Regions from separate parts of the Homo sapiens genome. Here region 2 is linked to region 1. The links are chromatin loops, found by intact Hi-C in ENCODE. Cell type or tissue: ovary. All regions are shown on one strand. Links, peaks and the distances in the headings refer to the core of each region. The heading gives the core; the rest is flanking DNA. Region 1 overlaps MTHFD1L (methylenetetrahydrofolate dehydrogenase (NADP+ dependent) 1 like). Region 2 overlaps MTHFD1L (methylenetetrahydrofolate dehydrogenase (NADP+ dependent) 1 like).

Region 1 (15,441 bases), core at 4,115-12,114:
CACACTCCTATGAGAATCTAATGCCACTGCTGATCTGACAGGAGGTGGAGCTCAGGCAGTAATGCTCACTTGCCCGCTGCTCACCTCCTGCTGTGCGACCCAGTTCCTTACAGGGGCTGCAGACCAGGGGGTTAGGGGTCTCTGTTTTTGTTTTTTTGGAGATCAAGTCTCACTCTGTCGCCCAGGCTGAAGTGCAGTGGCACAATATCGGCTCACCACACTCTTCACCTCCCAGGTTCAAGTGATTCTCCTGTTTCAGCCTCCCAAGTAGCTGGGACTACAGGCATCTACCATGCCCAGTTAATTTTTGTCATTTTAGTAGAGACTGAGTTTCACCATGTTGGCCAGGCTGGTCTCGAACTCCTGACCTCAAGTGATCTGCCCCCCTCAGCCTCTCAAAGTGCTGGGATTACAGACGTGAGCCACCGCGCCTGGCTGGGGACCTCTGTTCTAATATGCTTACCATGCCAAATGCATTATGAAGAAAAACAGAAACAAGGCTTTTAATGTTAAAGTCTTATTTTCTCGCTACTGAAATAGGCAAAATGTTTCAATTTTGCAAAAATAATATAGTATTGTGTATAGGATCTTCCCTAACCTGCTTTTTACATTTAATTAGGCTTCTACGAGTCATTCGGGTAGTTGCATCTAGCAGGCTATTTATCCATTCTTTATAGACCCTTTAGAGGTTTGAGACCCCTTTATAGAGGTTTGAGAGCCCTTTCTTGCCCCAGTTCTCTTGTCTGTAAAGCTGTAGGAAATAATATGACCTAACATACAAGGCAGTGTGAGGACAGCAGAAGTGACTTCTGTAATGCATATGGTGCTGTTCCAGGCATGGATAAATCTTTGCTAACAGTCGTAAGAGTTTACCTCCTGTGAGGACCTGGCTACGTGCTGAGCACCCTGCTTGGTGCTTTGTACATTGTGACTCATTCAGTTGCTCAAACAACACCATGAGTAGTTTACCAGAATTACCCCCATCTTGCAGGTGAGAAAACTGAGCATCCGAGTGAGTTAGTAGTTTGCTCAAAGGCAGGCAGCTAGCGCAAGGGGGAGCAGGAATTTGAACCTGAGTGTCGGCCCCACAGCCTTTGCTTTTACCACCGTGCTTTGCCACCTCTGAATGTTCACTTTCATTCCATAGCAGCATCATACAGCCCTGTGCATAACAGGAAGTGCACGTTTGTTAAATGAGAAACTAGTAACACTTCTGGTAGCTGAATGACTTAACTACTGGTAAACCTGTCTGCATGGCCACTAGGCTTTTTATGGTGAACACAGGCATATTTTCCATGTGCTGTGTTGAAGCAGCAATTAAATAAATCAGGTAAAAGAGTAATTAAATTTAAAAGGTAAAACGTTTTGGAAGGAGTTTTGAGGTTTAGGGCTGTCTAACCTGACCTTGACTGTTTCTCTATGTGCTGTAAGATGCAGATTGATTTTCAATGAGATATTCAGCCCATCCCTGCTTATGATTTATATATATTCTAAGTAATATGCTTAGAATGTAGTTCTGCTTACCATCATAAAATGTGGAGTTAAAATAAGATCCTTGTCAAAACATTGTCATGCAGAGATTAGTGCTATGAAAGTTAACATTAAATGATTTTAAAATGTGATCCAGAGGTTAAACTGAAGTTTTGAAATTCATAAAATGCATAAGCTTTTTGAGAATTTTTAAAAATATCCGTTACATAATAACTTTAAAATTACGTTATATGATTGCTATCTTACCCCATCTTAGCCAAGAGCATTCAGCCTGAGGATACTCAAAAAGAGTCAAATTACCCCTTCCTTGTATAAGCTATAGTTTAGGATATTGCAATTATATGAGGTCGTTTTAAAGTTTTTAGCAACGTTTGGTATAATTACAATATTGTGCTGTTCTTACACAAAGAAAACATAACAGAATTTTGAGCTAGGAATATTGGGAAACCAGCCATTGCTAAAGGAAGATGCATTTAGTGTATCTTTCTATGTACCTCTTAACATCTTTTGTGGGGTGTAGAAAAACAGATTATTAGGGCTTTCTTTTTTTGTGGGGGGGGCGGGAGCGGGGATGGAGTTTCACTCTTGTTGCCCAGGCTGGAGTGCAATGATGTAATCTCGGCTCACCACAACCTCCTCCTCCCAGGTTTAAGTGATTCTTCTGCCTCAGCCTCCCAAGTAGCTGGGATTACAGGCATGTGCCACCACACCCGGCTAATTTTGTATTTTTAGTAGAGGTGGGGTTTCTCCATGTTGGTCAGGCTGGTCTCGAACTCCTGACCTCAGGTGATCTGCCCACCTTGGCCTCCCAAAGCGCTGGGATTACAGGCATGTGCCACCATACCCAGCTAATTTTGTATTTTTAGTAGAGATGGGGTTTCTCCATGTTGGTCAGGCTGGTGTCGAACTCCTGACCTCAGGTGATCTGCCCACCTCAGCTTCCCAAAGTGCTGGGATTACAGGCGTGAGCCACCACGCCTGGCCTATTAGGGATCTCTAAAAGCCGCAAGCCTCTTGCTAGCCATAGCTGTGAATGTTGTCTTAACCATTAATGCTTCAGTATAAATAATATCAATTTAAAAGCTGCCTAAGATTTAAAAGTACTATGCAAATTACAAACTGCTTGGGTATCTAGATCAAAATAAAGCAGAGCAAAGAAGTAACTTTAGGAATGAAAGGGTATCTAAGTGGAATGATAAAGGAAGACTTCATGCAACAGAAGAATTTAAGTAAAACTGAAAAACTGAAACTAATGTGATCATGGCATTAAATAGTGTAACCCTGAAGACGCATCCAGTATATAAGGAACACCACAGCAGTGCCTATACTCACCGTTATTATTCATCATTATTCTGAAGCATGAATAAGAACAATTTCAAAAATTATAAATATTGGAAAGGAAGAGACACATTTTATTATTTATGTACAGAATAATTATATAACTAGAAAATTCAAGAGAGGCAACTGACAACTTATTTTAAGTAATAAAAGTTTTAGTTTGCTAGTGGATGCAATGTAAATATGTAAATGTCAATAGTTTTCTTTTTTTGTTAGCCATAAATACATACTGTAATAGAGAAAATGTCCTACTTATACATGTCCCCCAAAGGATAGAATACTTAGGAAATAAGTTTAGCAAGAAATGAGCACATAGAATAAAACTATAAAACTTTATTGAAAGACAAACAACAAGACCTGAATAAATGGTAAGACACATGACATACTCTTAGATGGGAATAACTGGTATTAATCATCCTTCCTCTGTCAAACTAACACCTAAATTACTATAAAATTACTATACTATATCATGCCACACTATACTATACTGTATTTACTGTAAAAACTGCAGAGGAAAATGAACTTCGTGGTTAAATTAATCACAGCATTTGTCTAGATTCTGCAAGAATGAATTCATGAGGATGGATTTAAAAGCTTTTTCAAGGCCGGGCGCAGTGGCTCACGCCTGTAATCTCAGCACTTTGGGAGGCCAAGGTGGGCAGATCACTTGAGGTCAGGAGTTCGAGACCAGCTTGGCCAACATGGTGAAACCCTGTCTCTACTAAAAATACAAAAATTAGCCAGGTGAGGTGGTGCGTGCCTGTAGTCCCAGCTACTTGGGAGGCTGAGGCAGGAGAATCGCTTGAACCAGGGAGGCAGAGGTTGCAGTGAGCCTAGATTGTACCACTGCACTCCAGCCCGGCGACGGAGTGAGATTCTGTCTCAAAAAAAAAAAAGGCTTTTTCAAGAACCATGATGGATGATTAAACTAATTGTAAGTATCAGAACAAGATAACCCTATAGCAAAACAGTTAATAGCAGAGGAATACCCTGGAGTGTCCTGAGATAGATTTCTTCCAGTAGTAATTTGATAAGATGACATTTTATTTTTATTTTTATTTTTTTCTTTTCTTTTATTTTTTTGAGACAGAGTTTCACTCTTCTTGCCCAGGCTGGAGTGCAATGGCGTGATCTTAGCTCACTGCAACCTCCACCTCCCAGGTTCAAGTGATTCTCCTGCCTCAGCCTCCCGAGTAGCCGGGATTACAGGCATGCGCCACCATGCCCAGCTATTTTTTTGTATTTTTTAGTAGAGACAGGGCTTCACCAGGTTGGCCAGCCTGGTCTTGAACTCCCAACCTCAGGTGATCCATCTGCCTTGGCCTTCCAACGTGCTGGGATTACAGGCATGAGCCACTGCACCTGGCCAGATGACATTTTAAATTAGTGGTGAATGGATGGGATACTGATTAAATGATGTTGGAACATTTGACTAATAATTTTAAAACATAAACCATAGAGTTTGTTGTTGTTGTTGTTTGAAATGTAGTCTCGCTCTGTCACCCAGGCTGGAGCGCAGTGGTGCGATCTCAGCTCACTGCAACCTCCGCCTCCTGCGTTCAAGTGATTTTCCTGCCTCAGCCTCCCTGAGTAGCTGGGATTACAGGCACATGCCACCATGCCTGGCTAATTTTTGTATTTTTAGTAGAGACGGAGTTTCGCCATGTTGTCCAGGCTGCTCTTGAACTCGTGACCTCAGGTGATCCATCTGCCTCTGCTTCCCAAAGTGCTGGGATTACAGGCATGAGCTGCCATGCCCTGCCAAAATATAAACCATAGAGCTTTGTATCACAATATATTCAAAATAAAGATAGAGTGACTTTTTACTTTTTAGTGTGCAAATTAAACATAAAGCTTCCAGGAAAAAGCAAAAAAAAAAAATTATTGTTGGTATCCTATCAAGGCTAGTAAAAAGAATAGATAAATGTATACATGGAACATGGGAAAACATTCACAAAATATAAAGTTAAAAAAATCAGGTTGTAAAATAATATATCTCCAATTTGTATGAGATTTATATCTATATATGGAATGAAGAGATATAGAAGTATATCAAATGATTATTTTTGTTTGCCTGGAGGTAATGGAATCATGGTGATTTTCACTTCACACTTTGTGATTTGGCATTCTCAAATTTTTACAATTACTGTGTATTACTTTTGTAGTAGTTTTTTTTATAAAAGGAAAAAATGACTTGAAAAATCAAGTAATTTGACATGTAGACACAGGGAAATTACATTCGAGGCAGAGAGCAAACGACAGGCATGTGACTGTAGCTGACAAGTGTCAGCAGATTGTGGGCATAGTTTAGAGTCTAAGACATCTGGGGGAGATGAGTTTCATCATTAGATGAAGTCATATTCTGGAGGGGAATAAATGCTAATCTGAAATACTATGCTTTCAATTGCCAGTGAGGAGAAATTGACAGTTTTGAAATAGTGGTTTCAGGAAGGCTCTCCTGAGAAGATGGCACTGAGGCGAGCCTTGAAGAAGGTGAGAGGGGAGAAAGATTGGCCTGTGTTCAAGGAATCAAAATAGTTCGCTAGTTCAGAGACAGGGTAAAGCAAATAGACTGGAGTCTCATTCAATGTCTTTAAAAGTCATGGAGAAGAGTTAGTATAGTTTCTAATCCATGAGGACTTCCTGAATGATTTTGCCAGGACTGTACTTTAAGATACTGTTTCTTTCCAACCCCCCATCAGATAAGTCATACCACTTTTCTGAAGTCGAATAAGTGAAGGGAAAGAGTGGACAAATTGTTATCTAACAGGGCTCCCTCCCCAGGAAAGGACTCCTTCGTCAGTAAGAGATGTGCACGTGGTATAACCAACAATGCTACTTCTGGGTATGTCCACACTGCTGGAGCTCAGAAATGCACAATGAAAAAACAAAACGGGTTGTGGAAGTGTGTATACAATCTGTTACATTTTTGAAAAACACATAACACAATGCTATATTCTGTTTATGCATGTGTGCTTATGTAGAAAAAGTCTGAAAACCTGATCTGCATAAGCTCTGAGTTCATAGGAGTTATGACCATGGGAAGAAGTAGAGGGGTGGGATGAGCGCATGGGATACTGAACTCAGCTATGCTGCTTTACTTCTCTGAAAGAGGAACAATCTTAAGTAATCATGGTAAAATGTTAATGTTTGTCCATTTCAGGGTGGGGAAGGAAATTTAGGTCTGTAATTTAGGAGAGAGGTTGAGGCCAGAGCCAAGATTGGCAGTTGTGATGAGTATGTGGTTACATCTTCACTTTTTTTAGAACTAAATCTGGATGTCAATGGCCATGTTTAGTGGGCCAGGGGCCTTACATTACTTTCTTGCAGCACTGATGGCTTTTGTTTGAGGCTGCACAAATTCCTGCATTTCCCTTGGGTTGAATGGTAGGGATGCGGGCAGTTGGTGACTGGGTGAACCACCTGACTTGAGCAGGGCTACGACTCTCTCTGCAAACGAAACCCAGAGACATGAACAGTGCTGAGATTTCTCAGTGGTTTCCCATGTAGGCTGCTTTCCAAGGGCAGCAAGCATGGCTTCATCACTCACCCAGTGCTTCTGATTCAGCACTGTGATGCTCGGTTAAGTTTTAATGAGGTTTTAAATTTTTTCGTATGTTTGAGTGTTTATGCAAACAAAGATGCTGAATTGTAAACACCAGCAATCTGAGTACCTTCTTTTGATTTCTCTCTCCATATTGTTTAGTCCCTTTTTCTTTGTTTGTTTTATGAAATTGCATAGATGTTTTGGTTGAGAGTAGATTGTTTTTACTTTTCAGGGACAGGCAACAATTTCATGATATAACTTCTAAAAATATTTTAAACAAGTATGAAAATAGTTTTTTCTTCCAAAAAACCATTTCTTCATTTGGCACATACACAAACAAATGAGCAGAATTTAGAGTAATTTAGAGACAGAATTTAGATAATTTGGGTGGGTTTTTTTTTGGACAGTCTTGCCCTGTTGTCCAGGCTGGAGTGCAGTGATGTGATCTCGGCGCACCACAGCCTCCTCCTCCCAGGCTCAAGCGATTCTTGTGCCTTAGCCTCTCAAGCTACAGGCACACACCACCACGTCCAGCTAATTTTTGTATTTTTATTAGAGACGAGTTTTTGCCATGTTGCCCAGGCTGGTCTTGAACTCCTGGCCTTAAGTGATCCTCCTGCCTCGGCCTCCTTAAGGGCTGGGATTACAGGCATGAGCCACCACAGCCGGCCTAGTGTGAAAGCAGTTTTTAAGGACAGTTGAACAGGAAAGCTCCTGGATTCCTGCACATAGATCTTGTGCCCCTCCAAAGTGCCGTAAGTACCGATTTCTGCTGTCTTGATTTAACTCAGTGTCTGGAGCTTACGATCCTTCCTCTCTGTTTCCTTCAGTGGCGTAGCTTGGGGGTGTCAATTAAAGAGTTATTGCAAGATCTCAGCCTCTGAAAGTTTAGCTTATTCATCAGCAAAACTTTAAGCAAGTCTCACCTCTTCTAAATTAGAATTGTAACCTTGACTTTAGTCTCAGAGTTAACATTGTGCAGAAAAAGAAAACACTGCGCAGTGTTGAAGCAGTTTGCAAACTGAAATGATACAAATGAAAAATGCTATGATGTTTCTCAGTAGTCTCTGTATTTGCAAATGAGTCAGTTAGGATTAGTTTTACCCACAAATAACAACAACAGTAAAAAAAAAAAAAAAAGAAAGAAAGAAAGAAAGTGACCCAGCACTATAATACAAGTTTATTTCTCTCTCACATCAAGGAAGTTCAGGGTAGCCAGTCTGGGCTGGTTTAGCAACTCCTTGATCATCATGGGTTCTGTGCTACCTGGTAGTCCAGGATGGTTGCACAAGCTCCAGCCATTGCATCTGTATCCCAATCAGCAAGAAAAAGGAAGAAAGGCATACCCCCTTTTCAGGAGGCTTCCTGGAAATCACATACAACATACCTGGTTACATCTCATCAGTGACCTTAGTCACACAGCCATACTTAGCTGCAAGACAAGCGAAGACATTCAGATTCTACCTCTTCTTCTTGAAATAGAAAGGTGAGTTGCCAATCCACTGTCAGCGTGACGACAGTTCAAGAGGTTTTCCTAGACACAGAGTTGAGTTAATCCCGTCATCTGTGTCATCGTCTCTATTTTGACAGCATCTGTCAGGTGGTCAACCAGAGTTTAGGCAAGAAGACCTATGACTTCTCTACACAGACATGATTAGGATTATCTTCTAAATCAACCAAACTGACCAGCCCACCCTTTCATTCTTCTGTGCATCACAGATCATTTTTGAAAAAGAGTTTAGGACACATCCAATAGTAAGAGTGTAGTTTTATAAATCAGGACTCAGTCTTACAGTGGAAGATTATATGGTAGTTAGTGTCATGGAGAAAAGCTTCATATTAGATTAGTTGAATCGATTGGGATACAGAACCGTCTTTAGAGCATGGCATCGTTACATTGCAGATAAAGCATGTAGGTAGAGAATGATATCTTTGTTGGGGAGAGCCCCAAACTGCTCTTCAGGAACCTTTCTCCGAGATTTGCAAGCCAATTAGGCATAATGAAACCTTGTTTTTAATGCATATCTTTTGCCAGTATAATAAACATAATAATTAAATGTTTATATATCTTTCGTATTTTCCTGTATAATACAACTAATCATATTTTTGTCAGGCTGAGGACATCTCAAGAGGAGGGAAAGGTGGCAAATTGAGGGTCTGTTCTTCTTTTATACCAGATGGCAATTATAACAAATTACTTCTGGACTTAGGGATGGGGGAGGGGTGGGGAGATGGGAACATGAGAATTATTCCTGATTTTTGTTACTTTTTGTCCTGTAAAATATGCTTACCAGGCCGGGCACGGTGGCTCACGCCTGTATCCCAGCACTTTGGGAGGCCGAGGCAGGCAGATCGCCTGAGGTCGGGAGTTCGAGACCAGCCTGACCAACATGGAGAAACACTGTCTCTACTAAAAATACAAAATTAGCCAGGCGTGGTGGCACATGCCTGTAATCCCAGCTACTAGGAAGGGTGAGGCAGGAGAATCACTTGAACCTGGGAGGCGGAGGTGGCGGTGAGCTGAGATCACGCCATTGCATTCCAGCCTGGGCAACAAGAGCGAAACTCCGTCTCAAAAAAAAAAAAAAAAATGCTTACCGGGACATCTCAAGGACATCATTCCTTTGTCAACGGTACAAAGATAACCTGAGACATAAAGTGAAAATGATTTATGGTTTTTTGTTTTCTTCCTTACATTAAATTTTCCAATAACATATCGCTAATAACATATTTCTTTTGTTTTGAGACGGAGTTTTGCTCTTGTTGCCCAGGCTGGAGTGCAGTGGTGCAATCTCGACTCACCGCAACCTCCGCCTCCCAGGTTCAAGTGATTTCTCCTGCCTCAGCCTCCCAAGTAGCTGGGATTACCTGCCACCACATCAGGCTAATTTTTTGTATTTTTAGTAGAGACGGGGTTTCACCATGTTGGCCAGGCTGGTTTTGAACTCCTGACTTTGTGATCCACCTGCCTTGGCCTCCCAAAGTGCTGGGATTACAGGCGTGAGCCACGGTGCCTGGCCAACATATTTCTAATAATATATTAATTTGATAAACAGAAGTTATTTTGGAAATAAGCCAAAACAACAAAAAATGCTCATCCCTGCTTTTCAAGGCTATTATCTGTAGTTTGAGGTTTTATCAAATGTAGATATGAACTGCGGGCCTCTTCAGGATGTCCTCATTGCTTCTGTTAATGCTTTTACCATCCAGTACCACTGAACAGGCAGCAGGGTGCCTTCTTGGGCACACCGGAAGGACCCAGGAAAAGGAAGATAGTGTGGCCTGTTCTTGTCTCCATGCCCCAAAATGGACCACTACACCAGTGGGGTAGGAAATAGCAGGTGTGTTATGGGTTGAGTTTGGAGACCTTGACTTGATCAACCATCTGCTCACCCAGGTCATCTTTCCTTTTTTTGCAGAGGTGAGGTCTCACTATCTTGCCCAGGCTGGTCTCCTGGGCTCAAGTGATCTTACCGCCTTTACCTCCCAAAGTGCTGGTATTACAGGTGTGAGCCACCATGCCTGGTTCTTGTCACCATTCTTAACATCAGCAGCAGCAGAAAAACCCCCTGTTTAGCCTTCAATGTTAATTTCCTCCTTGATCTATGTGTTCTACACAAACCACTCCCTTGTTGTCCCCCATATATTACATTTGTGGACTCTTCTCAAACTCTGCAGCTCAGCCCTGGTTCCTGCTGAGCCTACAGCCCCAGGCCTGAGCAGCCGGCTGGGCCAAGTTACCCTCAGTCTCAAGATGACTTCCTCACAAGGCAAAACATTTCTCCAGCTGGGTTGGAGACCTAAGCTGGGGAACTGGGCTCTCACATTCCAAGATAGAGGTTTGCCTATGGACCCCTGAAAGTAGGCGTGTAGAAGCAGGTTCCTCTGATGGCAGAGGCCCTCTGTTTATCTCTGAAAGATCCTGAATGCTATGCTTCTTTCATCCCCTCTGCCTTGAATTCGCCTGCTTTCTAGGTGCGGTGGAGAAAGCTGGGAAAAGAGCCACCTCTGCTCCCAGGGGCCACTGAGAGGGTAGAACACTGACCGAATCCCAGACTCACTACCTCAGGGGCTGAGATGGGTCCAAAGGGGCCCTTAACCTCTCACTTGATCACCTGACTCTTACCGCTGTCATTGATCTGACATGTTCTCCTGGGCGCTGTCCCAGCTCTGTCCCAGCTTCTCAGCACTGTGTCCTGGTCAGCCCTGAGGGCTCATTTCCTTTATCCATACTGAGGACCAAGACCTGTCTTTCCTGTAGGGCAGTGAGGGCCACGGGCTAGTGCCTGAGCCGATGAGTGCACTGCTGGTACTGTGCTGAGCCCTGGACAAGGGTGTAGGTTGCTCTAAAAAACAACTTCCCAATATTCTACAAAATAACGTTCAAACTGAACAGAGCTTGACTGAAGATTCTTCTTACTTCATTTGTTTTCATGCTACATTTTTGCTGTCCGGCTCCAAGTCTGTGACAATGGGTCACGGGATCAGTGCGAGTAACAGTGAAGATGTTTTTCTTCATCTTTGGGCTATGATTGTGCTTTGTGATCCTAAGTATAAATACATTGAGGCTGGGCACGGTGTCTCACACCTGTAATCCCAGCACTTTGGGAGGCCAAGGCAGGTGGATGCCTCGAGCCCAGGAGTTCGAGACCAGCCTGGGCAACATGTCAAAACCCCATCTCTACAAAAAAAATACAAAAATTAGCCAGGTGTGGTGGTGTGCACCTGTGGTCCCAGCTGCTCAGGAGGCTGAGGTGGGAGGATCACCTGAGCCCTGGAGATCAAGGCTGAAGTGAGTTATGATCGTACCACTGCACTCCAGCCTGTCTCAAAAAACAAAACAAAAAAAATACATACACTGACTAATAACACCAGCAATATTGTTTCATGGGAGCTGCCTCTGCTGTTTGTACCAAAACTGAGCAGATTCTTTAGGCCAGGCCCGAGTAATCATTAAATCGATCTGCTTGTGAGAAACCGGTAGGTCTAGGCATGAGCACAAAGTGGCAGGTCCGTCTCTTCCCTTCTTAAATAAGGAATCACCAGAGGTAGACTCTGTGCCTGTGACTCTTGAATGTTTAACTGAAATCCAGAGCAGCAATTGCATTTTATATGACACCATGTGTGTGCAAAAACTGAATCAAAATCTTGTGAAACAGTGCTACTTTCACTTACTATATATGATGTAGTCTAATAATTTTCTATCCTATTTTATTTCCTTTTTTTAAATGCTGGTTGAAATTCTGTAAATTTATATAATGACAAACTACTGGGACTCTATCTTGGTTCAAAAGTCCATGATCAGCCTGCTTGTATTGAGTTACTACATTGTACGATCTTATAATTGTAAAGTTTAAGATATTTTCCTTCTGTCTGTCTTAATTTATTCTGTAATCTAAGTTGTCCTGCCAGGAATGCTGGCATATTTACTTTGTTTTTGAATTCAATAATCATAGTTTCTCTTGCTAAGTTACATTAATGGTACCAAAAAAAAGTTACTGCATGGTTTTTGAAACTGTTCTTTCCTAGGAAGTTTTAAAGTAAAATGTTTTTACCTTTTATTGTTTACACAGGTTAAGCATCCCTAATTCAAAAATCCAAAATCCAAAGAAGTGCTCAAAAATCCAAAGTTTTTTGAGTGACAACATGATGCCACCAGTGGAAAATTCCACACCTGATCTCGTGTGGCGGGTTGCAGTCAGCATGCAGTTAAATCTTTCATATATGCACAAAATTATTAAAACTATTGTCCAGGGCCAGGCACAGTGGCTCACACCTGTAATCCCAGCATTTTGGGAGGCCAGGGCAGGCAGATCACTTGAGCTCAGGAGTTCGAGACCAGCCTAGGCAAGGTGATGAAACCCTGTCTCCTCTAAAAATACAAAAAAAAAAAAAAAACATTAGCTGGGCACGGTGGCACACACCTGTAGTCCCAGCTATTTGGGAGGCTGAGGTGGGAGAATCACTTGAACTGGGTGGCAGAGGTTGCAGTGAGCCAAGATCATGTCACTGCACTCCAGCCTGGGCAAACAGAGGGAGACCCTGTCTTAAAAAAATATATATACATATATATATATAGTTTAGGCTATGTCTATAAGGAGTATATGAAATATAAATGAATTTCATGTTTAGACAGGGGTCCCAACCCCAAGATATCTCGTTATGTATATGCAAATATTACAAAATCTGAAAAAATTTAAAAGCCAAAAATCACTTCAGTCTGGTGCCAACCATTTTTGCATAATTGCATTTTCCATGTTGCATTTTGCAACCATTTTGCATAATTCTGTACTTCTTTCCCTTTTGGGTTTGTTTTCATAACTGCTCAGTAAAAAGTGTTCTGTGTCATCTTTCCATTATTTTGGGCTAAATCATGTTAATGGCCAAGCCTGTCAGAATTCATTTGTTTTGAGTTAACTTCCTGGTGTCCAGTTCTCAGGAGTTGCAAGAATAGAGCTCTTCCCTCATGCAATCATCCAAAATCCCAGGCCTCTAACCAGGATTGGGGAACACCACTGTTGGCCAAGAGCAGAAGGCTTAAAGCTCTGGTCATAGTCATGGCACTGTACAAACTGTTCTTGTTCCCTACAAGAACATGGGAACTATTTGGATAATGGATTTATGAATTTAATTCTGATGGATTTTTATAAAGGAGCTAAAAATAAGCCTATATAATTTATTACATGTATAATCATATAATTTTAAATGTGTATAATTTATAATATTCATCGAAACATTTCTTTTTGGAAATTAAATTTCACTTTGGTCAAAATCATCTTACAAAACAAGATGACTCATGATGGTTCTAAATAATGTAAACCGGTGTCTGTAACTAATTAATGCTCTGGAGGAAGGAAATTCTGAGTTCTGACACAAAAGCACGTCTAAGTGGTATTGGTATTTTCAAAGCTTTTACTACAACCAAAAATATGTTCACGTGTACCTGTCTCCTCTTTACACTGCTTACTTTCTCTATCGCTTTTCCCAAATACGTCCCCAGTAACTTCCTCATGTTCTGTGCACCACCTCCAATCTTCCCCTAATGTGTATGAACTTGGTCATCACCAAAGAGGTGGAAAGGAAGAAGGGCATGTGCTAATATTAATATTGAGGTTTGGGCTGGGTGTGGTGGCTCATGCCTGTAATCCCAGAATTTTGGGAAGCCGAGGCAGGTGGATCACGAGGTCAAGACATTGAGACCATCCTGGCCACATGGTGAAACCCCGTCTCTACTAAAAATACAAAAATTAGCTGAGTGTGATGGTGCACAACTGTAGTCCCAGCTACTCGGGAGGCTGAGGCAGGAGAATTGCTTGAACCAGGGAGGTGGAGGTTGCAGTGAGCCGAGATCGTGCCACTGCACTCCAGCCTGGCAACAGGGAGAGACTCTGTCTCAAAAAAAAAAAAAAAAAGAAAAAAATTGAGGTTTGTGCCAGTTTCTTTTTCCTTTAGGTCTCCTGATATGTGTCTAGTTAGTTCTATATACTTCCTGGAAATTCGACTCCAAGATATTTAATAAAACTAAACAGGGTTATATGTTGAATAGACAAATCCTAAAGAGCAGAAAGGATTTAGTGGTTAGTGAAATTTCATTGACTTAAGATGAGTTGGATCCTCAAAATTAATATATTCTAAACAAAGTTCTATTTTTAAGCTGCAGTAATAATGCCGAATTTCTCTTATAGTTAATTGAATGATTTATCCTGGTGTTGTCTCCTGGTAGTCACTGAAAAAGTCATTACAATCCTCACTTTCTCCCCTTTAATTCAAGTTCAGAATTCATGTGTTGCTGTGACTTTTTTTGAGTTTATCTGCAGACAGCTGCCATTGAATAAACATGTTTATATAGGGCAGAAAAAGGCAGCCTGAAGATTCTACTTTCTATTTCTTTTAGCACTGTTTGGCAGTTAACACCAACAGCGCTTCAGAATGAGGTACTGTCCAGCATACACCTTGCTTGTTCCTCTACAAAGCTTCTATTTTTGTTTTTGATTTGTTGTGAGGAAGCAAAGTGTAGCCTTTACTTGAATGAAAGCTACAGTTTTATTTTTCTTTCTTATTTACAAGAAATTCTTTTGATGATTAAGTTAGCCAGATACGCCCCGTGCGCTCATATTTCTTAACCTATTTTGAGCTGAGCTAGTTGCAAGGACTAGTTCTTCTGTGAAACCTCTGGCAGTCCATAAATTCAAGTTCGTGTCCAGACGTAATGGTGAACTCAATATGTTGTATATTTGATATATGTTTGTTGCACACATGGAGAGAAAAGTTGCTACCATTGTGAAGTAGCCATGAAATCCGACAGTTCTAATTTCTTTATCTTCTGAGTACCCATGGAATAAAGGACCTCTTAGTGCCATAGCAAGGCAGAAGTTTAATTTGCAATTCTGGTGGCAACATCCAGGTATTTCAAGTAGAAATTAAGAAAACTTTACGGAAAAACTATCTCAGCACTTCAGTTTAACTATTTTTCAAAGTCCAAGGAGGGTTTTCCCCAGTGTAAAAGCAGAAATGAGAATTTCAGATCTAAAGCGGTTCTTGCCTTTTCTTTTCCCTCCATGCACATGTGCTGACAACAGAAAGTAAAATTTGAAAAGAAAACCCAGGCTAGAGCATTGGGGTCACTCATTTCCCATCCAGCGAAGGGAGAGCTGGTGCCTGGCTGGGGGAGGTTAGGAAGGCAAGTCTTGGGATCTGATCACTCGGCTGGGAGTGGGTAAAATACCTGGACCTCAGGAGGCCGGATTGCAGCGCCAGTGTTCTCTACCTGTGTGGCCTGTTCCTGCCTGGGGTTGGGTACCAAGTCCAGGTGGAAGTGGTCCCTGGAGCATCCTCTCTCTGAAGTGTTTCTTTGTCAAACAGAATACTCCCTGCTGCTGCCCCAGAACTCATCACTGTTGACACATGGACCAAGAACTAGCAGAGGAGGTGATTTATAATCTCTAAATGAATTGCTCTAAAAGAGACAACAAGCACTCTGACTTAAGTAAAGGAAGGGAGGGTGGGTGGAAAGGAAGGAGGATCATAAAGAACATTCTAGATTGCATACTTTGGTAATCACAGCA
Region 2 (15,441 bases), core at 4,229-12,228, 69 kb before region 1:
GGTGGGCAGATCACTGAGGCCAGGAGTTTGAGACCAGCCTGGCCAACATGGTGAAACCCTGTGTCTACTAAAAATACAAAAATTAGCCGGGAGTGTTGGCAGGTGCCGTAATCCCAGCTGCTAATAAGGTGGAGGTTGCGGTGAGCTGAGATCGTGCCATTGCACTCCAGCCTGGGTGACAGAGAGAGACTCTATCTCAAAAATAAAAAAAAAAAATTTTTTTAGATCCTTCTAATAAGATGAAGCCCACTGTGTCAAAAAAAAATCTAAAGGTTAGGATATGAAGTCATTCTGACAGATTATGCTGTGGAAGAATATATATCCCTGTTCCTTTCTTCTGAGCCTTACTTTCATGTTAATAGTTTAAACTACATACTATATGCCAAGAACTTTATATACCTTATCATATTTCATTTTCACAAAATTTTAGGAGGTTGATATTACTCACATTAATTAACAGGCCCAACATCACAATTTCTAGCAAGAGGAAGAGGTATGCTTTTAATGCAAGTCTGACTCTGAATTCTGTGGCCTAATCTGCAGTCTATGTTGCATCCACATGTTTTAAATGTTCGCTATGAATTCTCTTGAGCTATTATTTCTATCTCTAATTATGCCATAATTTAAAAATCAGAATACTTGGGCTCGTGTGAAGAGATGGTGTGCCTAGATGTTTCTTCCTGGCTCAGTGTGAGATATGATTTTGAAAGCACATGATGTGCTTCATTACATTTTTTAAATCCATTTATCCCAGGTTAATAGCTTAGATGGCCTTTTTTTTTTTTTTTTTTTGAGATGGAATCTTGCTATGTCGCCCAGGTTGCAGTGCAGTGGCGTGATCTTGGCTCACTGCAACCTCCACCTTCCAGCTTCAAGCGATTCTCCTGCCTCAGCCTCCCAAGTAGCTGGGACTACGGGTACACGCCACCATGTCCAGCTGATTTTTATATTTTTAGTAGAGATGGGGTTTTGCCATGTTGGCCAGGCTGGTCTTGAACTGACCTCAGGTGATCCACCTGCCTCGGCCTCCCAAAGTGCTGGGATTACAGGTGTGAGCCACTGCACCCGGCCAGATGGCCATTTCTCTAATGTAAAATGTGAAGCAGGCCCAATGGAGGGCCCCAAGCCTGTGCCAGAGGTGACCAGTCTGCAGCCGTGCCCCGACATCCTAACTTCCTTGGTGAAAAATGAGACCACTATTCAGTGTGCTAGCTGTTTACAAGGAGCAATTGGTTAGAAATGACAGTGTACTGAAAGTCTTTTTTTTCCCTCCAATTTTTTACAGGGAAGGTTGGGTGTGGCTCTCCAAGAATACATTTTGGTGGACTCATTGAGGAAGATGATGTGATTCTCCTTGCTGCAGCTCTGCGAATTCAGGTTTGTTCAACATAGCTGTCTGAGAATCTTGAGTTTGGAAGTTTGATTAATAGTTGCTAACATTTTGCAAGTGGTTTCTGTTTACCAGGTACAGTGTTAAACACTTCACACACAGTGTTAGGCCCATTTGATAAGTGAAGAAATGGTGATTTTGAAAAATGAAGTGAGTTGCCTATGATCACATGGCAGTGTGGGGCAGGGACCCATCCTGGGGACTGTGTATGTTATCTTGTGCTGTGTAATAAATTATCCCAAAATTTAGCAACTGAAGCAACAAGGCATTTATTATCTCACAGTTTCTTCAAGTCAGAGATTTGGTAGTAGATTAGCAGATTAGGTGGTATGTTAGTCCATTCTTGCATTGCTATAAAGAAATACCAGCTACTCAGGAGGCTAAAGCAGGAGGATCGCTTGAACCCAGGAGACAGAGGTTGTGGTGAGCTGAGATTGCACCACTGAACTCCAACCTGGGTGACAGAGGGAGACTGAAAAAAAAAAAAAAGAAATACCTGAGACTGGTTAACTTAGAAAGAAAACAGATTTAATTGGCTCACGGTTCTTTTTTTTCCCCTTGGGACAGAGTCTCACTTTGTCACCCAGGCTGGAGTGCAGTGGTGCGATCTTGGCTCACTGCAACCTCCACCTCCTGGGTTTAAGAGATTCTCATGCCTCAGCCTCCTGAGTAGCCGGGACTGCAGGCACACACCACCACGCCTGGCTAATTTTTTGTATTTTTAGTAGAGACAGGGTTTCACCATGTCGGCCAGGCTGGTCTCAAACTCCTGGCCTCATGTGATCCACCCGCCTTGGCCTCCCAAAGTGCTGGGATTACAGGCATGAGCCACCGCGCCTGACCTGGCTCACAGTTCTGCAGGCCTTACAGGAAGCATAACACAGGCATCTGCTTCTGGAGAGGCCTCACCAAGCTTCCAAGAATGGCAGAAAGTGAAGGGAAAGCAGGCATCTCACAAGGCGGGAACAGGAGCAGAGAGTGAGGGATGGTGCTATATACTTTTAAATGACCAGATCTCATGAGAACTCATTCACTATCACAAGGACGCTACCGAGGGAGATGATGCTAAACCATCATGAGAAACTAGCCCCTGTGATCCCATCACCCTCCACCAGGCCCCACCTCTAACACTGGGGATTACATTTCAAGATGGGATTTGGGCAGGGACACACATCCAAACTATATCAAATTGTTTAGGCTCAGGATCTCTCATGCATTTGAAGTGAAGATGTCAGCTGGGGCTGCAGTCATCTGAGGCATTAACTGGGGCTGGAGGATCTGTTTCCAAGATGGCATACTCACATGGCTGTGGGCATGTGTATTTCATTCCTCACTGGCCATCAGCAGGATGCCTTGGTTCCTCATCATGTCCACCTCTCTGTAGGGCTGCTCACAGTGTGGCAGCTAACTTCCCCCAGTGTGAGCAATCCAAGGGAGGCAACCAGGAGGAGTCTGCAGTGTGGATGACCTGGGCTCTAACCTCATGTGCCGCCACTTCCTTTTATCCTGTTTGTTAGAAGTAGATCACTAAGTCCAGTTCACATTCAAGAGAAGGAGAATTGTCCTCACTTCTTCAAGACAGGAGTATTAAAGTATTTGGAGGCATTTTTTCAAACCACCACCACCTGTGTGACCTAAAGGCGAAGGTCATCAGTGTTCCACCATATAAGCTGAGTGTTCTCATGGTGCTGGAGCCTGCAGCAGTGGTGGCCTCTGGCAGTGACATTTAGTTCATTTCTTTCTTATGTACAGGGTAATACACAATTGAAACTCTTTACCTCAAAATGGGTCATTAGACATTTTTGTAAGGATTATAAGTTACATTTCCATCAAAGCCAAATTTTATTTTTATTTATTTTTATTTCATTTACTTATAATTTATATGCATACATAACACTACTCAGTAGTTCAATTTGCTTGCTCTTTTATACCAACTATGGAAGGATGGTATTTGGAAGCTGGGCATCCAAGCTGATCATTCACGCAGTCCTATATTTTCTTCATTTTTCTTTTCTAAATTGGATGACGAACCTATTCAGTATAAGTTTATCCATGTACATGATGTCTTTTGTGAACACTTAATCTATTTATTTATTTATTTATTTATTTGAGACGGGGTCTCACTGTGTCACCCAGGCTGGAATGCAGTGGCACGATCTCAGCTCACTGCAGCCTCCACCTCCCAGGTTCAAGTGATTCTCCTGCCTCAGCCTCCTGGGTAGCTGGGATTACAGGCACATGCCACCACACCCAGATAATTTTTTTTTTTTTTTTTTTTTTTTTTTTTGAGACAGAGTTTAGCTCTTGTTGCCCAGGCTAGAGTGTAATGTCGCAAACTCGGCTCACTGCAACCTCCATCTCCCGGGCTCAAGTGATTCTCCCGCCTCAGCCTCCTGAGTAGTTGGGATTACAGGCACATGCCACCACCACGCCCGGCTAATTTTTTGTATTTTTTGAGATGGAGTTTTGCTCTTGTTGCCCAGGCTGGGGTGCAATGGCACGATCTCAGCTCACTGCAACCTCCACCTCCCGGGTTCAAGTGATTCTCCTGCCTCAGCCTCCCGAGTAGCTGGGATTACAGGCGTGTGCCACCACACCCAGCTAATTTTGTATTTTTAGTAGAGACGGGGTTTCTCCATGTTGGTCAGGCTGGTCTCGAACTCCCGACCTCAGTTGATCCCGCCTACCTCAGCCTCCCAAAGAGGATTACAGGCGTGAGCCACTGCACCTGGCCTAATTTTTGTATTTTTAGTAGAGACAGGGTTTCACCATGTTGCCCAGGCTGGTCTTGAATTCCTGACCTCAAGTGATCTGCCCACCTCGGCCTCCCAAAGTGCTGGGATTACAGGCATGAGCCACCTCACCTGGCCTATTTATTCATTTATTTTTAAAGAGACAGAATCTCAGCTAGGATGAAGTACAGTGGTGTGATCTTGACTCACTGCAGCCTCAAACTTCTGGGCTCAAACAATCCTCCCACCTCAGCCTCCCGAGTAGCTGGGATTATAGGTGCGCATCACCACACCTGGATTTTTTAATAGTGTATTTTCTCACATTTTCCTGTTTTTCTTTTTAAAATTTAACAAAAACAATGAACATAGTCAGAAGTTCTGGCCTGTGACTTGAAATAACCCTGGATGTACATTTTTAAAAACATTCTCAGATTCATTGCTGTAAGTATGAAGAGCTAATAGTCTGCAAGGGAACTATAGAATTAAGCTGGATCATCAAGTTCATGCATGCATATTTAAGAAACAGAGCAGCTTCTTTTAATACTATCAAACTCTTCAGTGCGATATTGAATAGTTGTATATCTAACTAGTGGTTTTCACGTTTTCCTTTTTAAGAAAAACCTACAAACCTAGTTACACGTGAATAAAAATATTCCTAATATCCTCCTGGCTTATTGTGCGACTCGATAATCTTGTTTTGTAACATCCACAAACAATATTTCCATGGTTTAAGTGTGTGCCCTGTCAGCTTTTACCATTCTAACATGTTTTCCCCTCTATCCCTGCTGAAGAACATGGTCAGTAGTGGAAGGAGATGGCTTCGTGAACAGCAGCACAGGCGGTGGAGACTTCACTGCTTGAAACTTCAGCCTCTCTCCCCTGTGCCAAGGTAACACTGGTGTTTTATTTACACTGATGTCAGCTCAGCACAGTGCCTTAGCCCTAGTTAGTCATGGGGGAGAAGCACAACTCATGGTACTGTGGTTTTGATGGTAGATAAGTTTCTCTATTCATTAAATTGCCACCCTATTTTCTCTATTGTAAATTCTCCAAAATTAAATCATAATGAATGTATTACTGTGTTCTGTCAATTCTAAGAAGGCATATTTTTTTATTTCAATGATGTTTTCTATATTAAATGGCAGTTTTTTAATGATGTTTTAAAATTAATTTATATTAATTTAATTTCAATGATGTTTCCTATATTTAATGGCAGTGTTTTCCCCCCCCACCCTTTTTTTTTTTTTTGAGATGGAGTCTTGCTCTGTTGCCCAGGCTAGAGTGCAATGGTGCGATCTCGGCTCACTGCAACCTCTACCTCCCAGGTTCAAGCGATTCTCCTGCCTCAGCCTCCCGGGTAGCTGAGATTACAGGTGCACGCCACCACACCCAGCTAATTTTTGTATTTTTAGTAGAGATGGGGGTTTCACCATTTTGGCCAGCCGGTCTCAAACTCCTGACCTCAGGTGATCTGCCCACCTTGGCCTCCCAAAGTGCTGGGATTACAGGCGTGAGCGACCACGCCTGGCCTGGCAGTGGTTTTTCTTCTTAGTGGTCCATGAAGTAATGGTTTTAAATTTGACAAAATATGGTAATGTAATATTTGGAATATGCTTTTCAATGTCAGAAATGCCCAACACGTATATATCCGCCTGGTGTTAAGGGCCATATAGGTTTCTACTCTGGGGATAAAGGACCGTCCAAACCAAACATTATTCCACGTGGGAACTGAGCTCAGCTTTCTTCAGAACGATCTGATAGAATAGTCTGTGCTCGTCAAGGTGGATATTTTCCTCAGAGTGCTCTCTGATGAGGTCTGAGCTACATATTCTATCTATAAATTTGGAAATATAAACTGTAGGTCATAGTCTCAGCTTGTGGTTTAGAATGATTGGGTAGGGATGATGTCTGAATCAGACAGCTGCATTTTCCAGCCTGATGATGAGTCATCTGTGTCTGTCCCACTCCAAGGAATTGGCCCCACCCCCATTATCCAGGTGTGCATAATACTAGGTGTGCATCCCCAGGTAATCTCATCCAGCAACGTTGGAATGCACACAGTGCCGAGGAGATAAAATCCCTCTAGTAACTGACACTTTATTTATTTATTTATTTATTTATTTATTTTTTCTTTTTTTTTTTTTTTTTTTTGAGACAGAGTCTTGCTCTGGTCTTGAACTCTTGACCTCAGGTGTTCCACCTGCCTCGGCCTACCAAAGTGCTGGGATTACAAGCATGAGCCACCGCACCGGGGCTGACTCATTTTTTACCTGATAACCAGTTGCTTTATAGAATTGAACTCCATTTCCTTGGACAGTCAGATGAACACCCTGGTTCAGTTCTACCCACTAGGAGGGTGTGACCCTCCTGGACATGTTTTCATCCCTGCAATAGACGAAACATCTCAGTTATGCTCTCTGTTCATTAATTATATAAGTTGCAATGAGGAATGTTATTCTTTGTAATATCATCCCTGGGCTTGTGCAATCTGTTTCATAAAATATCTTATTTTAGAGTTATTTTTGTTGTTATAAGACCTTAGATTTTAAAAGTAAATCAATAATTTCTACTTACAAAGTGCTAAAAAAGATTAAGATAGATTCCACCAAATTGTGTACCAAAGTTTCAAAGTAAATTCTTCTTGTTAAATAATTAAATCCTTTTCTCCCCCAAGAAGAATTTACTTTGAAATCATTGATTTCTAGACCCACTGGGCAAAGAGAAGCAGGCTGAGTAGTTTATAAATCACCCCAAAAATCGGATGATGTCTCTGTGACTAGCTAGTAAAGAGAAAACCTTACAGGTGTTTGTTTTGTTTTGTTTTTGAGACAGAGCCTTGCTCTGTTGCCCAGGCTGGAGTGCAGTGGCTTCATCTCTGCTCATTGTAACCTTCACTTCCTGAGTTCAAGCGAGGACATCTGGCTAATTTTTGTATTTTTAGTAGAGACAGGGTTTCACCATGTTTGCCAGGCTGGTCTTGAACTCCTGACCTCAAGTGATCTGCCCTCCTGTGCTCCCAAAGTGCTGGGCTTACAGGCATGAGCCACCATGCCAGGCCTGTTTTGTTTGCTTGTTTGTTTTTTGAGACAGTCTTATTCTGTTGCCCAGGCTGGAGTGCAGTGGTGCAATCTCAGCTCACCTCAACCTCCGCCTCCCAGGTTCAAGTGATTGTCCTGCCTCGGCCTCCCGAGTAGCTGGGACTACAGGTGCCACCACCACACCTGGCTAATTTGTTTGTATTTTTAGTAGAGACGGGATTTTGCTATGTTGGCCAGGCTGGTCTCAAACTCATGGACTCAAGTGATCCTCCCGCCTTGGCCTCCCAAAGTGCTGGGATTACAGGCGTGAGCCTCTGCAGCCTGCCAAAAGCTTACACATTGTTCAAGATTAAGCTCTTCAATTTAGGAGATTGTGGGAAGAGAGAGACAGAAAAAAACTATGGCCAGGAAGGCAAAACAAAGTAGGAGGCTAGAAAGGAAAGGTCGGATAGGTGGAGGCCTGGAAAGGAATACTCAGCGGTACTTGAGGGGGGTAACCTGAACTCCTAGTTTCTCTGGTGCCCTTTGGAGAAGTCTGGGTGGAGGTGTGTTTGCTGTTGCCTCTTACCCCCGGGTCAGGCCCCTACAGGATCCTGGAGGAGAGTCTAGGGTGGTCTGAACACTGAGGGTAGATTACCTGCAGTAGCTACAGAAACAGTCAGGGCCAAGGGGCTGACTAAAGTCCACTGAGGGGGTTGATCTGCCCACCGCAAGGAGGCAGACCACAACAAAAATAAGTGTTCTGGGGTGAGTGAAGGAATAGCTGTCCTCTCTGATGCAACCTTTAAGGGTAGTCCCCCGCCGCGTGGTCTCCCGGGGTTAGTCTTGCTGCTGGGGGAACAGGTGTGCCTTCCATCTCTCACTCTCAGACACATGAAGGGCCTGACTGCCCAGCAAAGAAATGACTGAGCACATGAGCCCCAGAGGAAAGAGTCCAGCATTACACATGCTGGTATCCAGACCACTCCTGTAAGACGAGCAGTGGTGGCCAGTAAAATAGAAGAGTTCAGTTACGTGCCCAATGACTCTCTGGAGTTCCTACAATTTCCTGTCTGAACTTGGGCTCAGGGCACTAGGTCCTTTTACCGACAGTTATGTAATTAATAAAACATTTTGAAATATGATTTTAGACTGTAAATAGAGAGGGGGAAGTGTGGACACAGATAAAACGAAATAGCATTTCCACATTTTTTCTTTTTTTTTGTACTTAATCTCTAATGTGATAGTAATGTTCACATTTTTGAATAGCCAAGAGAAACATGTGGCCAGCCCGATCGGAGATTATTATGCAATGACCCTCTATTCATCGCTAATGAATACCATGATGGCCCATACAGAGCATTTTGCTCTGTAGTCGAATCACACTTGCAGGAGGGTTTTGGACACATTATAATATGCTGTTCTTGTCTCTATGCCATAGGTGTTATACTTCCACCTGGACACAATTCTAGGATCTTTGTGAGTTTTTTGGAGTTGCATTTCTAAAATGATACACCATTTTCTCATACACGTTAATTATTAGCAGTTGTGCTTATTACTGCCTGGGAGAAAGGACCCCAAAGTAATTGCATTGATTTCATCGTTGGCGTGATGTGTGGCTGTTTTCACTCCAGTTGTGACCACCTAAGCTGAGAAGCCTTTTCTCTCTTTCGTATTGTCTTTCCCCTCAGTGACATTGAGATTTCAAGAGGACAAACTCCAAAAGCTGTGGATGTCCTTGCCAAGGAGATTGGATTGCTTGCAGATGAAATTGAAATCTATGGCAAAAGCAAAGCCAAAGTACGTTTGTCCGTGCTAGAAAGGTTAAAGGATCAAGCAGATGGAAAATACGTCTTAGTTGCTGGGTAAGACACCATCTAACATCTACTTGATCAAGCAGACATATTTACAAAACTCTTCCCTATTTATCTCTCTCCTCGTACCCCTCAATCCATCCTATTCTCACATTTGACATTTCGTCCATTTCATTTGGCATTTCTTTATTTGGTGTGAGATAAGTTTTTATTTTCAGTGCAGAGCAAACTAGTCGACTCTACACAAGATAAAGTCAAACAAGTTGCAGTGCTTTATCTTTTGTTTCTCATATTATGTTGTTATTACCCCTGCTCCTCCTTGACTTTTTGAATTTCATTTTTCATTATAAAAATCAAAATAGGAATTGAAAGTAAACTATTTTGAACTGAGCAGTTTGTTTTGTGCGTTCTACTTGAAATATTTTCGTGGAAAAGGTACAGATAATCATATGAAACATGTTTTCCTGTTAATATCCTTGATCTTACCTACATATTCACATTTCAAAAGCTCATTATTTCCCTTTTTCTGCATTTCAAAACTAATGTTGGGCCATTTTCATTTGTGTTGGTTATTTTATAAAAGACAAATTCATAGTTTTTGTGAAAAGGAGTGTTTGCCTTTTTCCCCTTCTTTTTAAAAAAAGAAGTACATTCACTAGCTGAAAAGATGATAGAAAGCAAGGGATTTCAAATATTTATTCAGTGTGACCTGAGGGAACATCATGAGACCATATAAATTCCTTTGCTGCCTTGAAATTTCATTTCAGTGACTATTGCTTATGATGTATACAAAGCTTCAGGCACAAAACCTATTTGTCAGGCAGAGACATTTCTTGTAATTGGAATTGACTCCTAGGTAACTTTGTTTTTACGTATTTAATTATTAATGTAAGTGCTTTTTTCTTTATTTCTTTTTCTGGTTATAAAAAGAATGTAGTTTCATTGTAGAAATATTCTAAAAATTCAGAAAACAGAAGTGAAAAAGTAAAACATCCCAAACCCAAGCACTCAGAGGAAACAACTGTTGACCTGCGAGGACTGTTTTGACGCTGATAGAGTCTCTCAGCCATGAGGTCACACTCACATGCTATTGTGTAAGCAACCTGATTATTCAAGCATATGTGGCATACTGAGCTCCATGTGAGTGAATATTGAGCTATGTCACCATTTTTCATGACAACATAACATTCCATCACTCACATCCCAGATTCTTTTTTTTTTTTTTTTTTTGAGACAGAGTCTTGCTCTGTTGCCAAGACTGGGGTGCAGTGGTGTGATCTCAGCTCACTGCAAACTCTGCCTCCCGGGTTCAAGCGATTCTCCTGCCTCAGCCTCCCGAGTAGCTGGGATTACAGGCATGCGCCACCATGCCCAGCTAATTTTTGTATTTTTAGTCGAGATGGGGTTTCACCATGTTGGCCAGGCTTTTCTCGAACTCCTGACCTCAAGTGATCCACCCACCTTGGCATCCCAAAGTGCTGGGATTACAGGTGTGAGCCACCGCACCTGGCCACATCCCAGATTCTTAAACATGTTGGGGAAGCAGGGGCTGGGGGAGTAGCAAAATGCCCAGGATGAGGGTGGAGATCCCATCTTACACATCTTCTGGCACCTCTAGTTCCATCAATAAGTGCTACCCTGGTAGTTCTGAGTGTTTCTAATTGTCCAAGTGCACTGATGCAGAAAAATAATTTGAACATAGAATAGGGATGTTCCACAACTTACTTGACCAATTTTCTATTGATGGGCAATCAAAGTGTTCCCAATTTTTGCCATTTTAAACTGCTAGAATTAACAACCTTGGGCATGTGGATTTGTGCATCTGTTTAATTATCTCCTTAGGAAAAATCCCCGGAAGTGAGTTCAATTATTTATAACCACAAATAAAGCAAAAATATTATCCAAAACAGGCCAAGCGCGGTGGCTCACACCTGTAATCCCAGCTCTTTGGGAGGCCGAGGCAGGTGGATCACAAGGTCAGGAGATCGAGACCATCCTGGCTAACATGGTGAAACCCCGTCTCTACTAAAAATACCAAAAAATTAGCCAGGCGTGGTGGCAGGCACCTGTAGTCCCAGCTACTCAGGAGGCTGAGGCAGGAGAATGGCGTGAACCTGGGAGGCGGAGCTTGCGGTGAGCCAAGATCACGCCACTGCACTCCAGCCTAGGTGACAGAGCAAGACTGTCTCAAAAAAAAAAAAAAAAAAAAAAAATCACCTCTTTAATGATATAGTGATTTCTTCAAATCCTTTTTCCCTCCTCCTGTCCCACTTTCCTGTCCTCCTCTTTCTCCTTCTCTTTGTGTAGCTTTTCTTTTTTTTTTTTGAGATGAAGTCACCCAGGCTGGAGTGCACTGGTGCGATTTTGGCTCGCTGCAACCTCTGCCCCCTGGGTTCAAGCAATTCTTGTGCCTCAGCTTCCCAAGTAGCTGGGATTCCAGGCATGCACCCCCACGCCTGGCTAACTGTTTTTGTATTTTTATAGAGACGGGGTTTCGCCACATTAGCCAGGCTGGCCTTGAACTCCTGGCCTCAAGTGGTCCGCCCGCCTCCTCCTTCCAAAGTGCTAGGATTACAGGTGTGAGCCATCATGCCCAGCTTCTGTAGCTTTTTTGTAAGAGGGACAGACAGCCAGGGCCTCTCTGAATCCCTCAGCAGTTGGCATTGTAAGGAATTCATCCTTTGCTCCACACCTTGGTTGCCTGTGGCTTCACCCTTCTCCCGCAGGCTTCCAGGCTCACTGCAGTTAGATTCCTGAGCCCCTTTCCAACCTAGAACCCCAAACTTAATGTCCCCATAATCGAGTGTGGGAAAGTTCCTGGCTGAGGGGAGGGGTTGGCTCCACCTGCAGGCACCCTCTGGGCCCACACCCTGCAAGGAGCTGCCTCTGGTTAGATTGGCTCCGGGGTCTCTGAGTTTAGGGCACAGTTTAGTCAGGGTTGTTTTATGGCAGTATGCTTGATGCATATTTGTCTGCAATTAATAAACAAACTCTTGGCCATTAAGACCTTGAAAAAGCATTTGATTTGTGAAATTGGTTCCTTTCTTCCAGGCTTCAGATGATCTTGGTAGGTGGGTTTGCAGGCTTTCTCACCCTGTTCAGATAGGAACACTTAAGGAAAACTTGGTAGGATGTGTTGTCTGTTTATGAAGGAAGAATCCTGCAGCAGATTTTCTTATCCAGTCCTTGTGCTTTACTCCATTTTGGGCTTGTCAATAAAATCAGAAATCCAGATATGGATGGCTCTGACCTTAGCTTGGAACACAAAACTGATACTTCTAAAACAAAGCTGTGATGATACTGTTTTCAGGTTCCTTACTTGTAAACAAAGCTGGGCCTCCAGCCTCATGCTGGAGAATGCTAGCTAGCACGACTGCCTGGGGTTACAGCCAATGCAGTCCATGGCCAGTAGAACATTTCTCCACGCTGGCTTTTTGCTAGCATTAATATGTATAATCAAGCTGAAATTGGCCTGCCATGTTGTAAATAGAAAAGAAGACTAAAGATGAATTTTCAAGAACAGATTAAACACCAAGGGATCAACAATTCTTTTTCTGAAATTCTAAGTTTCTTTACCTAACAAAGACCTTTGAAGGAACAAAAATTAAATGGCCTGTCTCTTTTTTAACTGTAGTGGAAAAAAATAACCGTGCTGGTAAGATTATGATATATGTATGCATTTGTGGCACAGCTTGAAGATTTTTAGGAAATAGCCACACTGGATTCTATAAGGGAAGAATGAACAGCCCCTTCTCCCCAACACAACAAATGATATATTTTTTAGGGCTGTAAACTGTCATCAGTATCTAATCCCTTAATAGCTGAATATTGATATCAGTTTAGATCACAGGCAACTATTTTATCGATAGCCTAAAGTGGGCCTGGCATGACGGGTTGTGCCTATAACCCAATTACTCTGGAGACTGTGGGTGGATCACTTGAGGCCAGGAGTTCAAGACCAGCCTGAGCTGCATAGCAAGACCCCATCTTTAAAAAATACAAACAAACAGCAAAAAGCAGCACTGGTTTAAAGCAACATTTGTAATCTAAAGTGAAAAGTCAATTTGAAATAAAAATCATCTTCATATTTTTACATTTGACCAGGTCAAGCGTTAGGGGGAAATGACTGTTATCAAACCATTATATGCACTGTTGCAACTTCTTTAAAAATATAAATGACCCCTCCATTAAATGGAGAATTATTTCCTTTTTCTAAAAGTCTTTTCTAATTCTGAAAATAATATTAGCTTATTGTAAAAAATTTAACATAAAGTAAAAAGGAGATAACTAGGTCTCTCATAACTCAATATTTTATTTATATATTCATCTTTTTACACATTGAGATCATGCTATAAATATCATTTTTGTCCTGCCTTTTTCTCTGAACACTGTAACATAAATCTTTTTCCATGCTTTAGAAGAATTCAAATACCCAAGTAATTTTTAAATAATACTAAATAACAATATATTTGTTATTACATATTTTAATTTATATAGAAATGTGATTTAAATATATCAGCAATGGGATTAAAATATAAAACAATGAGATTTTTTTAAATCTTCTATTATTAATAACTCAAATGCAGAACAGATTAATTCTTTTAAAAAGCCATTCTTCAAACTTTAGGATTTCTTATTCAGTCAGAATCATCTGCATTTCATCAACTACATATCGCATGGTATTTACACCTACACATCACTTTATTTGCTTTGCCTGACAAAATGAAAAGTATTGGGAATTGTTCAGGGAAATATGCCAAAAGAATCTTAGGGACTCATGAGTTTTACATATTTTCCCAGTTACACTAATGAAAAGGAATTTTGTTTGAGAACTTGACTTGGAGTGCAGCTGCAGGGCATTTGAATCTCAGTCTCCATCAGGCCTGCACCCATTTCTGTGCAGAAGTTTCTAGAATTTCCCTGAATTGGTTGGACAGAGCAGCTAAAAAAGCAGCCCAAACTGATCTGGGAATAGACTGAATTTCACATTAAAGAAAAATTTGAATCATTCACATCATTTCATCTTTTTTTTTTTTTTTTTTTTTTTCTGCAGAGGGCCAAATACCCGATTGGATTTTTTAAAAATGTTTCAACCCTTTATTTCGGTACAATGTTAAAATAATCTGACTTTTCTATGATTTGGCTTTTCTGCCTTGAGTAACTATTTAAATATCTGTGTGATTTTCTTTTATTTGTGCTACTTCTAGAACAAAACAGAGGTATTTAGAAGAAACCACTTCCCACAGGGCCTTTGAACCGTTTACCTAAGTCAAGTGTAATGAGAAACATAACCAAATGCACCATGGGGTTTATTGTTAGATAATAAAAGGCTTAAAAAGCCCCTAGACCCTAAAGATGCCTGGGATGGATGATTTATGTTCATATGCTACTTGAGCATGTAGTTTTGGAGTGCATGGTGAGGCCCATGGCTAATGGCAGTGGTGCTATTCAACAAGATTCTGGGTCTTTAGAATAGTTCAAAGTTTTACCACTTCTCTCTGGATAAGCCATCTTTTTGACCTTTGAGTAAATTATAAACTTCTTTTCAGATTGTGTCCAAATGGTCACAGGTACTTTGACAGTTTTTACTGTAACTGCCAATAAGTAATACTCATCTTTAAAAAGACATCATTCTGGCAGGGCATGGTGGCTCACGCCTGTAATGCCAGCCCTTTGGGAGGCCGAGGCGGGCGGATCATTTGAGGTCAGGAGTTCGAGACCAGCCTGGCCAACATGGTGAAACCCTGTTTCTATTAAAAATACAAAAATTAGCTGGGCATGGTGATGGGTGCCTGTAATCCCAGCTACTCAAGAGGGTGAGGCAAGAGAATTGCTTGAGCCCGGGAGGTGGAGGTTGCAATGAGCAGAGATCACACCATTGCAGTCCAGCCTGGGCAACAGAGTGAGACTCCATCTCAAAAAAAAAAAAAAAAAAAAAAAAGCATCATTCCATTGTCAACCCTTTTTTGCTGTTCTGTGCCCTGAACAGGTGATGTGATAGCGGTGCAAAGAGGGTGAGCATTGTCCTTTACCTCAACAAGTGTGTGGCCTGGTAGGCGAGACAGGCATGTCAGAATGCTTATCATGAAGCCATCTGAAAAATTCTAGAATAATCATATAATCAATGCTCTAGATATCAGAGAGGGGGTACAGAAATCTGCCGGGAGAAGTGGAGGAATGTAATGAACAAAAATCACAGTTCCATCTCTATGAACTCTAAGCTCCCATAGAAAAAGAAATTAGAGGGCTGGGCGTGGTGGCTCACGCCTGTAATCCCAGCACTTTGGGAGGCTGAGGTGGGCGGATCACAAGGTCAGGAGTTTGAGACCAGCCTGGCCAACAAGGTGAAACCCCGTCTCTACTAAAAATACAAAAATTAGCCAGGTGTGATGACGTGCCTGTAGTCCCAGCTACTCAGGAGGCCGAGGCAGGAGAATTGCTTGAACCTGGGAGGCAGAGATTGCAGTGAGCTGAGATTGTGCCACTGC

The links. Hi-C counts contacts between places; a loop is a spot of excess contacts. Peaks named below come from ENCODE experiments on the same cell type or tissue, not always from the same donor. Only the 100,000 strongest peaks of a DNase experiment are listed, where the experiment ranks them.
Region 2: it touches region 1 in a loop (2.0-fold over the local background); 2 of 110 quality-filtered maps call a loop at or near these places.

What each region holds. Positions count from the first base shown.
Region 1 is chr6:150,986,565-151,002,005 of GRCh38, forward strand. All of the region lies in intron 20 of MTHFD1L (methylenetetrahydrofolate dehydrogenase (NADP+ dependent) 1 like), which reads left to right. Among named protein-coding and RNA genes, the nearest start is that of MIR12131, 110 kb to the right of the region's middle. In ovary, for the core only: no CTCF peak of the experiment used is centred there; no DNase peak of the experiment used is centred there; H3K4me3 peaks cover 1,417 bases; H3K27ac peaks cover 6,901 bases.
Region 2 is chr6:150,917,292-150,932,732 of GRCh38, forward strand. MTHFD1L (methylenetetrahydrofolate dehydrogenase (NADP+ dependent) 1 like) reads left to right here. Exons shown (of 28, transcript NM_015440.5): 9 at 1,286-1,377; 10 at 4,914-5,011; 11 at 8,831-9,004. Among named protein-coding and RNA genes, the nearest start is that of MTHFD1L, 59 kb to the left of the region's middle. RefSeq lists a silencer at 5,460-5,708. In ovary, for the core only: CTCF peaks have their summits at 8,117 and 11,531; a DNase peak (open chromatin) is centred at 7,980; H3K4me3 peaks cover 595 bases; H3K27ac peaks cover 4,679 bases.